2 separate regions of the Mus musculus genome follow, and region 2 is linked to region 1. The links are chromatin loops, found by intact Hi-C in ENCODE. Cell type or tissue: left cerebral cortex. All regions are shown on one strand.

The links. Peaks named below come from ENCODE experiments on the same cell type or tissue, not always from the same donor. Only the 100,000 strongest peaks of a DNase experiment are listed, where the experiment ranks them.
Region 2: a loop joins it to region 1, with 2.8 times the contacts of the local background. A loop is called at or near these places in 5 of 42 quality-filtered maps.

The regions. Positions count from the first base shown.
Region 1 is chr11:6,186,640-6,189,139 of GRCm38, forward strand. The region is part of intron 2 of Nudcd3 (NudC domain containing 3); the gene reads right to left. Among named protein-coding and RNA genes, the nearest start is that of Nudcd3, 13 kb to the right of the region's middle. In left cerebral cortex, a CTCF peak has its summit at 1,374 (motif pointing left); DNase peaks (open chromatin) are centred at 1,376 and 2,332; H3K27ac peaks cover 1,546 bases.
Region 2 is chr11:6,059,744-6,062,243 of GRCm38, forward strand. The region is part of intron 1 of Camk2b (calcium/calmodulin-dependent protein kinase II, beta); the gene reads right to left. Among named protein-coding and RNA genes, the nearest start is that of Camk2b, 4.8 kb to the right of the region's middle. In left cerebral cortex, no CTCF peak of the experiment used is centred here; DNase peaks (open chromatin) are centred at 1,152 and 1,787.

The sequences.
Region 1 (2,500 bases):
CACCCTACCAGGAACCATGCTAAGTGGGTGGGTCTTCAGCATTCACTGTCTTCAATCCTCATGACAACCTACATGGAGTGACTTCTGACTACGCCACCATGACTTGACCAAGGAACTACCAATGATGGACACCTGAGAAAGGCCTAAACCACCAAATGGAGAACTATATAAAACTAAACCAAAAGACCAGATTTTCCAGGTAGTGAGTGCACTCAGACTGCCTCTGACAAAGGCCTTGGTCTGACAGCCTGCCTAAGAAGCATCAATGACACAAACGCCACCAAGGCATCAGTGCTACAGAATCAATGTCAACGTTCTCCTGAAACACCTATGCTGAAGCCGTCCTCCAAGGTGAGGCTTAACTGCAGCTGGGCTCCCTGGGAGACGGTCAGGTCACGAGGGCCGAGCAGTCACTAATGAGGCTTAACAGACTGATAAGCAAGGAGCCAAGAAGCTCATCAATATGACAAATCAGAAAGAAGACTGAGGTCGACCAGCCACAGCGCACATGGCTATACCGCTAGGAGGTAAAAGCAGTAAGATCAGGAGGAGTTCAAACCATACTCGGCTAAACAGTGAGCTTGAGGCCAGTCTGAAGCCAGACCCAGTTTTCAAAGGAAAAGAAAAAGGAAAAAAGAGAAGTGTGGGGGGGGGGGGGTGATTACAACAATAAAAACCGCTGGTAACAGAGCCTAGTGGAGCACTTATGTAGCATACACCAGCACTGCACAAGACATGGTATACTGTCAGGAACCTCTTCCAAATGATGCAATTCTCTTCCCAGGAAATGCCTAGGTCCCTGTAACACCTAGGCACAAAGGACACACTGCCAAAACTATGAAAACACACTAATACTGATGGCTTCCTTTAGTGCCATACTCAAGTAAGCGAAGCAGCTCATACGCCATGCAGTCCATGAAGCCCTCCCCTCACACTGCCCCACTCTACTACTAGCACAGGCAGGGGAAATCAACACAACAGCATGGGGTCACTCATCCAAGAATAAAAAACGCACTTGGTCCTAGCACCTAGTATCTAGGTGATAACTGATACTCCTTTTGACTGTTTTGTTGTGGGTTTGGGGGTGGGGGCCATCTTGGTTTTGTCTACCCAGTTATGGTTTTTCTCTTTTGTCTTTGTCTTTTTGAAGATGAGGGTTTCCTCTCGAGTCCAAACCAGCCCGAAACACCGTGGCTGGGTGATAATTGATATTCTTATTACGACTTTTTCCCCCTTCCTTCCTTTATAAAGGGCTCTACTCATGATTTATATAAGAAAAACAGAGCTGCCACATGCTGTCAAGAGCCTTTCATCTGCATTTCCAGACCTAGCCACTTTTCCAATGCCTTCAGCACCACCTGCAGGTGGAGAGCCTGAACTGCAGGTGCTCTGATAGCTTGCTTGGCTGTGAGTGCTGGGATGAAGCCAAGAGGTCTTACATACCAAGCAGACGATGTAAAAAGAGCTGATGACTGGCAGGAGACGGTGAAAGCTGTTATGTTCCTTCTTTCCACAAGTACTAGCCATGCTCACAGACATTGGTCACTGACCAACTACAACACAGACACTAAGACAAAGTGTCTACTATGGACAGCTCCCAAGCCTATACAAGTAAGATGTGCTTTACAGTCTTGCATAAGCAGCACGTTTTTTTTGTACCTAAATAGGTGGAAATTAAGTGGGTGTTTCAAGCACCCAGGTACTTCTCTGTTCCCTTTGTTTCTTCTTCTCCTCGTTCCTTAAGTGGACTTTTACTGTGGTGCCCAGTCTGACTGGTCTTAAACTTGCAAGCAATTTTTCCACCACAGCCTCTCCTGTGCCACCACCATGCCAGGCTCAGACTGGAAGACTTCTGACAGCAGGCTGAAACAACAAGACTTAGAGCAACTGGGGCCTATTAGTAAGGGAGATAGCAACAGGGTGACAGCAGATATCCTTCAACTATACCCCTCAGTCACCTCAAAAATACTGTCCCTGTAGCTTTGGGTGAACTCTACATCATTACACATAGGTAAAATATATGCTGCAGCCAGCCATGATGGTACACACCTGCAATTCCAGTATTGGGAGGGTGGAGGCAGGAGGATCACACAAGGTTAAAAACAGCCTAGGCTACACAGCAAGACCCTGTCTCCAAAGCAAAAGCAAAATAAGAAAAATGTTAAAATAATTCTTAAAAAAATCTGCCCACAAAATGACTCAGCTGGTAGGGCACTTGTCACTAAACCTGGTGGCCTAAGCTTAGTCCCAGCACCCACACGATGTAAGGAAAGAACATACACACAAAAATAAATATAATGTTTTAAAGATATTACCATAAAGCTTATTTTAAGGCAAAGCACTGGTAACAACGCAGGGCCCGAGGCTAGGAAGGAAGAAGCACAGTGCAGCCTGGCCAACACAAACGTCTCTCCCATGGCTGTGAGGATTACACAAGACTATCTGAAAGAAGTCATAACTATTCCAAAGGAGAGTTCATTGCTCTGTTCCAAAGACACAA
Region 2 (2,500 bases), 130 kb before region 1:
CATACAATAATACTTGAAAAACCAAGTCCGTTTGTACTTCATCTCTCCACTAACAAAGTGACTTCAGCTGTAAGCGATGCTGGGTGTGCTGGCTTGCAAGTCCAGCACTCAGGAGGTGGAGACAGGGGGATCAAGAGCTCCAGACCAGCTCAAGACCAGTCTGGGCCACATGAGCCCCTGACTCAAGAAGAGCAGAACAAATCAGACAAAACAGGTTTCTTTTTTTCGAAGAGAACCTAGAAAAGTGGAGTTAATTTTAGAAGTATGTTTAAAATTTCTAGAAAGGCCACCAGTCTTGCTTGGATCAAGAGGTACAAGTTGAAGGAAGTTCTTGTAGGGGCAGAGGTTGAGCTTGAATCTTCACTCTGTCCTCCCAACTAAATGAATTACTTGCTGAGTTCCAGGGTGGCTTAGCATGAATCTCCAGCCTTCTGCTTGTAGGTGGTCTCAGAAAGAAAAAAAAATACAATACTATATTCTTCGTCTTCTTCAAGGGAGACCTGGGACTTCATCTCCCTTAGTCCCAGTGACCTTGACTTTGCTAACCTCCATGAGGGCATTTTGCCCCCCAGCGCCCATGGCTGCACTGAGCGCGAAGCAACTCCTTTGGCACGCCCCATCTTCCTAACAGGCATCCAGGCTCTGAATTCAATACATGGTCCTTTCATGCTCCATCACATATCAGGGGACCATTACCAATTTTCCTTTTTAAAAAGATAGCTAACGGATGTGCACCCATCTCTCTTCTAAAGAAGCACAGCTCGTGCACATAAGGAAGGCTTTCCAACAGGAGGGGCTCAGTGGATGGCTCCATCCATGAAGGGCTCACCAGCCCCCAGGACAGACCAGAGGGTCCCTGAGGCTTACTGGCCCAATAGTCTAGTTGCAGTGAGAGATCCTGTCTCAGAATGAGTGAGGAAGAAGAGCCCTGACTTTGGCCCCATGTGCTCCTACACACACATGAACAAGGGGGCTGACTTTCTGACATGAGGGGCTGCTGTGTAGAAGTGTCAGGTAAACAGATGATAGGGCCACACACATGGTGAGCCTGTTTTCAAACCACACACATGATAGCGATGTGTATGTACCACGGCTGTTCATATACACATACCTTACACTGACAGGCTTGCTTCCTGCGTGGGGGTGGGGAGCAAAGGGTCCCATTTTACCACACATACTTCTGCATTACTTGATTTTTTTTATTAACAAGACTATATTATCCTAGTTTGTTTAATGAATAAAATAAAATGTTGAATCTTGCTGGTCTCAAATGGGGTCAGAGTGTTGGTTGTCAGGGGGAGGTGATGAGACGAAGTGACATTTCCACAGAGGGAATGTGGACAGGGCCCTGGGTTTGGAAATGGGCAAAGATGGTGTGACAAGCCACTAGCTGGAGGACAGGCATGGTCGTCAGGAGCCTGGGGTCTGAGGAAAACACAAGGTAGCCAAGATTCCGCCAGCTGAGTGACAATACCTCTAAATCCCAGAACAGGGCAGCTTCATCGGCTCCAACAAGCAGAACCAGATTTCAGGACAAAGTCCCTGATGGGCACCTGGACCTTTCCTAAGAGGTGGAGCTGCTCTGTACCCCTGAAGCATCTCCCCAGTAAACTAACTAGCCATGACCACAGGGCCAGCATGCTAACACAAGAGGTGCCCCGGAGAGTTAGCAACTGTCACCAGAACAGAGTCCGGCAGCAGGCATGCAGATGTATTCTTAGCTCCCAGCAAAGTAGGTTATGGTATAAAAATACCATTAAATAGTAACTAAACTAGCGTCACCTTAGTGCGCATCTTGCCAGCAAAGCCAGCATGTGCGATTTCTTTTTAAATTACCCTATATTAGAGAATCAAGACCAGGGCTCATTCTGGAGAGCAAGCCACCCGGCAAAGGCCAGAGGTCCAATTACCCCTTCCCCTCAGGTGACGTGAGACCCACTCTGCTGCGCCCTGAGCCTCGGCCCCAGGCAGGGGTCCCAGCTCCTGCTTTCATGTGAGTGGTCCAGTCCCAGGGAGAGCAAGACAATGCTGAACAGAGTAGGTGAAAGGGGGTGGGGGGTGGGGCAAGCAAATTGGTGGGAGGGGGAGGGTAGCCCTAGCAAAGGCCAGGAGGCAGATTGTGCCTGGGGTTCTCCAGGGCAGGAAAGAGAAAGCAAACATGCAGCAAGAACAAGATTTCTCCTGTACCCAGTCCCAGGACAAGGAAGGTCCCAAGTTTATCAACTACCCAGCAGGTCACCCAGTCAGAAGAACCAACAGCTGATGACAACGATCCTGGACAGTGGGCAGCACCTGCTCTGGATGGTGGCTGGGGATGGGAGATGGCGCCAAGGACACTTAAGGTCAGGTCTAGGCCCATGGGGGCAGGGCCCAGAATGGCGGGAACTCTCTGGGCTGAAGGTCAAAGGTGATCTCCACAGCCCAAGCTTGGTCAGGTAGTGAGTAACCTTAGGCACTACTATAAGAATACCAAAGCCAAGGCGCCCATGCTCTCTCCCCC